Linked DNA regions of Homo sapiens: region 1 is linked to region 2. A link is a contact called in ENCODE Hi-C data. All regions are on one chromosome and are shown on one strand. The core of a region is the stretch at or near the end of the contact, and the rest is flanking DNA. Distances in the headings are between cores, read along the strand shown. Region 1 has its middle 12 kb from the start of KCNJ15. Region 2 overlaps KCNJ6-AS1 (KCNJ6 antisense RNA 1).

Region 1 (4,656 bases), core at 858-3,357, 690 kb before region 2:
TCTACCTATGCATCCATCCATCCATCTGTCCATCCATCCATATACCTATACATCCATGCATCCATCCATCCATCCATCCATGCATCCATCCATCCATCCATCCATCCATGCATCCATCCATCCATCCATCCATCCATCCATCCATCCATCCATTCACCCATCCATCCATCCATCCACTTATGCATCCATCCATCTACCTATGCATCCATCCATCCATCCATCCTTCATTTTTTAGTTTTATTAAATGACTTTTCCTCTCTCTTAAAATTCAAGCTCAGTGTAACTTCTAACTTTGAAAGTTTCCTGTCAGAAGGGCTAAGTTCAAGTGTGGTTCTCAATATGCATTTATTCTATTATGAACAGTAAATCCCTGATGTTAAATTTGCAGAGTGAGATTGGTATTACCAGTCTGATAGATAAGCAGGTAAATAACAGCTCCCTTTAACCCACACACACACTCCTCATACCAGCCAGGTGCAAGTATTGTGGTAATAATGCAGACTAATGTAAAACATAATTTACCATCTAAAGATTATGTTGAAATTCTGCTTCCTTTGTAATATGTTCCTCTTTTTTAAAAATTAAAATCAAGCATTGGAGAGATTCAGACTTTGTCTGTGTTTTTAACACTAATCTTAACTAGCATTTTTAAAATGTTACCTCCAGGTCACTGTAACTCATCTCTTGAAGACCCCAAGCAGATAGTAGGGAATATAGAAATATTTGCATCCTTCACATTAGCTGCAACGAACTCAAAGCAAATCAAAAGCAGCCTCAGAATTCTTTTGGCCTGCATTCCACAGAAAGATTCTTCCAAAAGTTAATCTTCATCATATAGGCCAACAGTAACCAATACTCCTGGATCTGATTGAAATTGGCAACACGCAAAAAACTCTAGTGAGCTTAGAGCTTTAAGAAAAATCAAGACTTCTTCAGTGGGCATTATTCTTATTCCTAAGCCATTATCCAAAACAGCAAAGAAACCAGACCCTAGCCTAGATACATGATTCGTTTTAGCTCTGATGATAACAGCTGCTATTTGTTGAAGGTTTGCTGTGGATCAGGAATTAGATTTAAATGCCTTATGTCTACCGTGTCATTTAATTATTAATTTATTCTTATAGCATATTGACTATCATATCAACAAATCAGAGTATGTAAGACAGGTATTATTCTTCTTACTTTATAAATGATAAAACTAAGTCTTGAATTAAGTCACTTGCCCAAGGTCAAATAGTTGGTGAACTGAGAAGCAGAAATTCAAATCTTGATCTCACTTCACAGGCCTCACCTTGAATCACTGTACTGGACAGCCACCTCTGAATTCAGTCTTTGTGGGTGGTCTCAGGGTTAACTGGGCTGAACTAATGGTTCACACCACAAAAAAGGCAAAAATGGCCAAAAATGAACATGTGTCAGGCAAAGTTCTGTTTGATTTCCAGCTGTAAACACCTTTCATTCTCTTTCTCCTTCCTTCCTTTCTCTTTCTCTCTCTTTCTTTCTTTCCTTTCCTTCTTTCTTTCTTCCCTTTCCTTCTTTCTTTCTTCTTTCCTTTCTCTGTCTCTCTTTCCCTTCCCTTCCTTCCTCTCTCCTTCCTTCCCTCCTTTCTTTCTTTCTCTCTCTCTCTTTCTTTCTTTCTTTTCTTTCTTTGTTATTATAAATGGAATTACTTATAAGGATCTCGTATCCTGGTTTCAGATACAGTCTTATGAAGAGGTTCCCAGCTGAAGAGATTGGAAGGCAGATGGTAGCCCTCCTTTTTTCTTTCCAGTAGTATTTTTAGTGTCATGATGTAATGAAGTAAAGCAGTGGCCTCAACCCTGACCACATATTAGAATCACCCAGAAAGAATCACTCATTTTTTTTTTTAATGTCCAAGAGATTCTGATTTCATTGGTCTGGGGTGGGGCCTGGACATCAATGTTGTTTGTAAGATCCTGAGATGACTGGAATGAAGCCAGGCTGAGAATCAGGCATATGGCCACACAGAGAGGACTTTGGGAATAGAACCAGGATGCGGTAAACTCCGACGTAGAATCCAGGTCTCCAGCCCCGCCTTGCCTTCCCCTGAGCCTCTCTCTCTGACTTCCTTCTGTTTGTAGACCCTGTGATGACGGCGCCTGTAGAAACCTTCTGTGGTCATGGAGGTGTCTGTGCCATTTCCTGCACATCATGAATGAGTCACTAGCCCCTAAAGAGCATCTTAGACCGACAATACCCATGTGTTAACTAGCTCAGGATGTGTCCAATTCCTTTAGCTGATCCTTTGGTCAGCTCCAAGGCCACAATCTGGTTCGTTGATTACATCTTATTAGAAAGAAAAGAGATTCAGAGTACCTGCTGGTAGTCATTCATTCTGCAGATAATACTGTAAAAATTACAAGACTAACTACCAGCATCTCATTAGCAGCAGTTCTCCCCTCCCAGGGCTTGGGAGGAGACAAGGTTTTCCAGGGGTGAAAAGATGTTCCCCTCCCCAACTTACTTGAGTCCTTGAATCCTAGGGTGTGCAGGGACTAAGATGGAACCAGAGATAATGATGTTTTTGGCATGGTTAGGACTTGCTCAGTTCTGCCGGAGGAGGCAGTTGGAGACTGGAGGTACTCTTAGTGTCCTCTCCTGTCAGGCACTTCAATAGCTCTCCCAGAGATAAACCCACTCCAGATCAGATAAGGGCACTGCCTGGATGAAATAGAAAGCACTCCCAGGAGATGCGGAAGTTAGTTTGGTAACAGCCAGGTGAGGAAAGACAATAGATCTATATTCTGATCTTAAGGTCCAATTCAGGTCAGGTTTCTGCACCAAGCCTGGGATGTGTCGTGGTCCCTGCTTCCCTGGTATTTTTAGAGCTTGAACTAAGACACCAAAGTCCACCTCTTGGTCCTAAGTTGTATACAGACCTGGGAGAGAGAGAAGGAGGTACAATCTGGCTTACGTTACACAAAACACATCAAATCTGGTACAATTCTTTCTTTCCCTCTTCTAGACTTTGGTGGGTTCGAAACCAGTTTAACCACAAAAAGCAGTCACTAGCGGCTTTGTCTCAGGTTCAGTTTGTATAAACAAGATAGTCACAAAGACAAAAAAAAAATTAATAGGAGAAATAAAAAGACGGTTACATTTCTTAAGTGGGTCAAGCCTTATATAATCTAAAAATGAAATAAAGACCCAAGCTTGAGGGTCACTTAGCAAATCTTTATTCATATAACAAATGGCCAACAATAGAAATGAAACTTAAATGATCTCATGTAACTTACTCAGAAACACAGTGGAAACAAAGAGTTCGTTTTTAGAAAATGGTTATTTTATGACAATAACCGTCTAGTGCTGGGCCAGCAAACTATAGCTCCCAGGTCAAATGCAGCCTGTCATTTGTTTTTTGCAAATAAAGTTTCATTTCAAGACAGCCATGCCCATTTGTTCACAAATTGTTTATGGCTGTTTTCAGGCTAAAATGGCAGAGTTGCAGAGTTGTGATAAAGAAATATAGGCTGGGCATGGTGGCTCACGCCTATAATCCCAGCACTTTGGAAGGCCGAGGCGGGCAGATCACCTGAGGTCAGGAGCTCGAGACCAGCCTGGCCAACATGACAAAACCCCGTCTTTACTAAAAATACAAAAATTAGCAGGGCATGGTGGCAGGCTCCTGTAATCCCAGCTACTTGGGAGGCTGAGGCAGGAGAATAGCTTGAACCTGGGAGGTGGGGGTTGCAGTGAGCCGAGATCACGCCACTGCATTCCAGCCTGGGTGATACTCCATCTCAAAAAGTATGGCCGCGAAACTCAAAATATTTACTGCCTGGACTTCTTTCAGAAAAAGTTTGCCAACCCTCGATCTAGCAGATCAAATACTATAAAATACACCTTTTGAAACAGGCTTTCTGGGGAAAAAACAAAACAGGTTATTTCCAACAAATGATTATTGAGCACCTGAGTGTAAGTGTTGTCCTGTGAATTTCAGGAAATAAACAGATGCATCTTTAATAATCCTGCCCTTAAGAAAATTACAGCCCAGCAGGAAAAAAAAAATCAGAAAAGAAGATAAACAATTTTAAAGTGTCAAAGCTCAAAAAGCCACACAAAATCTTAACTTTCTAAAAACGTGGCCCAAATCTCAGTAATTATAATGATAAGAAGATTAAAAGCAAGAGAAGTTCAATAACTGAGCTGAAGTCACACAGCCAGGTAGAGAGGCAGGGCTTGAATCCCTATCTTTGTTTCTTCCTTGCATACTACACCATTTGATTTAATCATTTTATTTGTTCAACATTTACCAGGTTTTAATTTAGCATCTACAGTGGGCCCGGCACCCTTCCATAGGATATGGAGACTGCAGTAAACAAAACAGACTTCCTACCCAGACGAGCTTACTGTCTCTTTCCCTTAAGCTTATAAGTGAGCATACAAATAGTTTGTGTAATGAAGATGTGGGCTGGGGGAACACAGAGCAGGTGGCAGGAGGGGAAGGTGTCCCTGATGAGGCTGCTGTTAGATAGAGCCTCCTGGGGATGGAGGAGTCAGCCAAGAAGTTGCACAGAAAGAGCTTTAGCAGGGAAGGCCTCCAGAAGAGAGATGCTGGGCGTGTGTCAGGAGAGGCACGAGGGCAAGGGCTTAGGGAAAGACGTCCTATCGATCTTCATAGGCCATCTGAAGAAC
Region 2 (5,186 bases), core at 2,362-4,861:
TAATGTTTTATTCAGCTAGCACCAGTCTCTCTCTGAGAAAACAGATTTTTGTTTGAGAAAAAGACTATAATGCCAGGCCGGGCACAGTGGCTCACACCTGTAATCCCAGCACTTTGGGAGGCCAAGGCAGGCAGATCACTTAAGGTCAGGAGTTTGAGACCAGCCTGGCCAACATAGTGAAATCCCATCTCCACTAAAAAAAATACAAAAATTAGATGGGCATAGTGGTGCATCCCTGTAATCCCAGCTACTGGTGAGGCTGAGGCAGGAGAATCGCTTGAACCCGGGAGGTGGAGGCTGCAGTGAGCCAAGATTGCGCCACAGCACTCCAGCCTGGGCAACAGAGTGGGAGACTCCATCTTGGGGAAAAAAAAAAAAAAAAAAAGACTGTTCTGCTGTAGGGTGGATTGATAATTTCCACAGTTGCCCACTGTAACATTTCTGGTCTCACATGTTCTAGAATGTTACCATTACCCCTGCTTTAAGAGATAGTGTCTGTTTCCCCATCCCTTTGAACGTACCAGGGCCTCTGTGAATAGAATTGGAAGAAGAGTATAGCCAGAGTGACATTGTGTGACTGCCAAGGCTGGGTCAAAAAGGTGAGAGGACTCTACTCAGTATTCTCGTGTTTGTGTTCTCTCTCTCTGTCTCTATCTCTCAATGGTTGAAACCCACCCAACCACTATGCTGTGAGGTGCCCAGAGGACAAAGTTGGAGGACTCCAGAGGGAGGGTTCCAGGAGAAGGACAGGAACATGATAAGAGCAAACTGCAGGACAGAGATAAAGACAGCCAGAAAATTGAAGAAGCGTCTCCACTGTAGGAGAAAATCCCCTCCAAGAAAGGACATGAAATGATAGTACATGAGCTGGCTCTGCTGGGAAGGATGGTTGCAGGGTCTTAATAACATTGTGAGAAGATGGGAGAGGAAGTGAGGTAAAGATACAAGAGTGAAATCCTTCTCGTAATAGGAAATCGGCAGGTGATGCGTGAAGGATGGGTTTATCAGGAAATAATGGCATTCGCTCACACGGAGGTGGTTGGCCGAATAATTGGTCCCAAACCTAATCCCTGGAACCCATGACTTTTACCTTCTGTGATAAAAGGGACTTTGCAGATGTGATTAAGTTAAGGACTTTGAGATGAGGAGATGGTCCTGGATTATCTGGGTGGGCCTAATATACTCACAGGGTCCTTAAAAGATTGAAGAGGAAGGCGTCATCTTCCGGGAGGTAAGGAACGGATGGAGGCACCACTTCTCACCATACCGTGCCCTTCAGTTCTACACAGTTCTTCAACTACATGCATCTCTTACTTTGATAAAATGTTTAAAAAATGCATCAGGGGATCTTTCACATACTGTGACCCTAAAGAGAGGAATGTGTGAAAAAACTGATCATGGTACCTATGGAGATGGAGCCTGAATAATTAAACAACAGGGATTTGTGAGCACCTAATGTGTACTCTACTGTGTACTAGGTATTATGCATGGGGTACACTGTGGGTAGTATCTGGTAGAATCTTTGGTTTTTTGGTTTTTTGAGATGGAGTCTTGCTGTGTCACCAGCCTGGAGTGCAGTGGCACGATCTCAGCTCACTGCAACCTCTGCTTCCCGGGTTCAAGCGACCCTCCTGTCTCAGCCTCCCAAGTAGCTGGGACGACAGGGCATGCACCACCACACCCAGCTAATTTTTTGTATTTTTAGTAGAGACAGGGTTTCACCATGTTGGCCAGGATGGTCTCGATCTCTTGATCTCGTGATCCGCCTGCCTCGGCCTCCTGAGTTGCTGGGATTACAGGCATGAGCCACCACGCCTGACCAGTATCTGGTAGTATCTTACTATCTTACCAGATTCTACCTAATCTAAGAGCCCTGGACCTTGGACTCTGGGGTCTGTTGATCCCATGAACAGTCATACCTCCCACTTGGTGAGACCCAGAGCTTCAGTAGCAGAGCCCTGGACTGCAATAGGCCTGGAGCCCATAGGAACTGGGAATCAGGAAACATCAGGATGGGTTGGTGTCATCAGAAGAAACTGTTTCTTGGAGGGCTGGGCCTGAGCTGGCCTTGAAGACTTGGAGGCCCTTGGATGAGTGGAAGTCAGGGAGGGTAGAGCCTCATGAGAACCGTGGTGTCTGGACACTGTGGAGACCGGCTGGGGACTCCCCAAGGATGGGATCTGCTCGGCACAGGGAGGAAGCCACAAACCGAAACTTGCTGTGCTTAGCTGAGGTTGCTGGGCACTCAGGCGTTGCTCAGACTCATTCAGAGCCAGAATTTAGACTTCATGCTCTGTGAGCAGGTCTCAGGGAGAGGGTTGAGAAGGAGCTCCCAGTCACTTCAAATCTTCCTCTGAGATAGCTTGTCTATCATCGATTCAATCAACAAAGGCTCTTTGAGCTCCTCCCATGTGTGAGCAGAACATCCCGGAAGCCTCCCCTAGGGTTCATGTTCCAGGAAGGGGACTGGGAATAAATCCAGGCGTTTATGCCAGAGGGGATGGTGGGTGCTTTGAGGAAAAGTAAAGCAGGTGAGGGAAGAGAGTGCCCTGCTTTGATGGGTGGTATGGTTTGGCTGTGTCCCCACCCAAATCTCTTTTTTTCTTTCTTTCTTCTTTTTTTTCTTTTCTTTTCTTTTCTTTTTTTTTTTTTTTTTTTTTTTTTTTTTTTTTTTTGAGAGGGAGTCTTGCTCTGTCTCCCAGGCTGGAGTGCAGTGGCGTGATCTCGGCTCACTGCAACCTCCACCTACTGGGTTGAAGTGATCTCCTGCTTCAGCCTCCCGAGTAGCTGGGACTACAGGCGCCTGCCACCATGCCAGACTAATTTTTATATTTTATGCCAGACTAATTTATATACTAATGGGATTTAGTACAGATGGGGTTTCACCATGTTGGCCAGGCTGGTCTCAAACTTCTGACCTCAAGTGATCTGCCCTCCTCAGCCTCCCAAAGTGCTGGGATTACACGAGTGAGCCACCGTGCCTGTCCCCACATCTCACCTTGAATTGTAGTCCCTATAATCCCCATGTGTCATGGGAGGGACCAGGTGGAGATAATTGAATCATGGGGGGCAGTTTCCCCCATCCTGTTCTCGCGATAGTGCGTTTCTCATGAGATCTGATGGTTTTATAAGGAGCTTCTCCCCCTTTTGCTCTGTGCTTCTCCTTGCTGCTGCCATGTGAAGAAGGATGCATATGCTTCTCCTTCCACCATGATTGCAAGTTTCCTGAGGCCTCCTCAGCCCTGTGGAACTGTGAGTCAATCAAATCTCTTTCCATTGTAAATTACCCAGTCTCAGGTATGTCCTTATAGCAGTGTGAGAATGAACTAATACAATGGGAGAATCAACAAACAACCAAGAGAACAACATTTGAACAAGAGGGAGTGGCTGCCGGGTGTGCCTTTCCTCTTCTTACCTGTGGTGCCATTGTTGGTCCATCTCCACAGAACCATCTGAGGCTCCGCAGTTTATCCATCCCCAACTGTAATAACACTAATAACAGCCCCTCTACCACGAGCAACCACGGCAGATGTTTGCTCCCATTTGTAAAAGTTCTGGCTCAGCTGCCTCGCTCTGCTTGCTACAGGCATTTATCAGCTGTTCACTAAGCTGGATGGGGCAGTCTGCAAAGATAGATGTGGACACGTGGTGACCTCCTTACAGATCAGCTGCCGAGACACACATATCAGAGTTCTGAGAACACGCACGTTCAAGAGCGTGCGGAACGCACTGTACTCCGCAAATCCTTCCTGGGGCCTCACCTCGCTATATAAGGCTCTTCAGCTTCACACACATATAGACACACAGAGTCATCAGCACGGGTTTGGTATTGCTATCTTTGGAAACAACCCACATCTTTGAGTCCCATCCAGAGCCATGTCCACCTGTGGTTATCTTTTGGCAGCATGTTAGCCTTTTAAAGGCACCCACATTGTTCACGCCACTCAAGCTGAAGGAATTCAGGCATGTCGCCTTGGAGCTGGGAAAATGATACTCCCCATTTAGGGACTGTGGAGATAAGAGGGAGTTCAGAGTTCAGCTCAACTTGCTGAGATTTTGCAGCAGTGGCTCTTAAACTTTGGTGTGCTGAAAAATTAAGTAGTTGTGTGCTGAAAATGAAGATCTGGAGGTCCAGCCACTCAGATATTTAGACTCATGCAGTCAGTCTGAAGAGGAAGCTGGAATTCTGCAATTGACAGGCCCCTGGGGGCTTCAGGTGCTGACGGGCCACAAAGCACACTTTGAGAAACTGTTTGACTGTTGTACAGCCACAAACCAGTGTTGAAGGCAAGTTTTTGGAGATGCCACCTCCTTGGTAGCAAGTAATCAGCTGTGAAGAACACAGAACAGCTTCCTCTTAAAACAAAAGTGCAAGACCCTCCAAAGGTTAAGCAGGGAAGAGGGCTAGGAGATGCTGCGGAATGGGAGCAGGGGCTCCAGTCATCTTCAGGGCTCTCAGCATTTAACCTCCAAGCTTCACCTTCCCCTTGGAGTTCTGCTTGTTGTTGCTGTTGTTGTTGTTTTTAACTCTGATTTCTACCATGCCCATCAAAATTCCAATCGCCTTATCCCGAGTATAACTAAAATTAGCTGACATTTGCAAAAAAAAGTAATAAAGCAAAAGATGGAGAAAACTAAGGGGAATCATGATTGAAACTATAAATAGCAACAATATCCAAGTCTCCAAAATGTAGGTTTCTACTGCTAAGATGCCCGCTCACCAGCAGTGAGTGGGTGTCCCTCCGTTCACCTCCACCTCCAGGGTCCTTGACTCCTAGACTTCTGCTGGCATACTTCCCCCTGCACCTACCGGCCCAACACAACCGTTGCCTTCTCTGAGAACCAAAGCAGAAAACAGAAAATACGGTTTCCTATCCCACGCGGCTAGGATGACTCCACCAGCTCTGGTCCTGAGGCGCTCCCATCTCTCTGGCTCCAAGCTCTGCCTCTGGCCTCTGAGGCATTCACACACATCCCTTTCAGTACACACTTCGTGTGGCACTTCATGGGCACGCAGGATACACAAGCCATAATAACCCATGCACAGAACAGCTTGTGTGAGTGTAGCCTGCGGAGCGTCTGTGGCATACTGTGAGATGTACTATACCAAATGTGGCAAACACTTGTGACCAGCCCCTTGGGTGTATGTCCAGTTAGAAATGTAAAGCAATTCTGGGCAACATAGC

The links. Hi-C counts contacts between places; a loop is a spot of excess contacts on that map. Pooled maps may share reads with other maps.
Region 1: a pooled map shows a loop between it and region 2 (4-fold over the local background). The contact joins two enhancer-like sites. A Hi-C loop is called at or near these places in 1 of 168 maps with a recorded cell type or tissue (naive thymus-derived CD4-positive, alpha-beta T cell), 1 of 37 single-sample maps with no recorded cell type and 7 of 50 pooled maps.

What each region holds. Positions count from the first base shown.
Region 1 is chr21:38,242,555-38,247,210 of GRCh38, reverse strand. It overlaps a transcript of KCNJ15 not described here. Among named protein-coding and RNA genes, the nearest start is that of KCNJ15, 12 kb to the left of the region's middle. RefSeq lists enhancers at 1,877-1,926, 2,007-2,086. Within about 2 kb of position 2,107, at least 3 of the 41 ENCODE cell types and tissues checked have a DNase peak (open chromatin) inside an H3K27ac peak, as active enhancers do.
Region 2 is chr21:37,554,579-37,559,764 of GRCh38, reverse strand. The region is part of intron 1 of KCNJ6-AS1 (KCNJ6 antisense RNA 1); the gene reads right to left. Among named protein-coding and RNA genes, the nearest start is that of KCNJ6-AS1, 39 kb to the right of the region's middle. RefSeq lists enhancers at 2,046-2,225, 2,436-2,495. Within about 2 kb of position 3,611, at least 4 of the 41 ENCODE cell types and tissues checked have a DNase peak (open chromatin) inside an H3K27ac peak, as active enhancers do.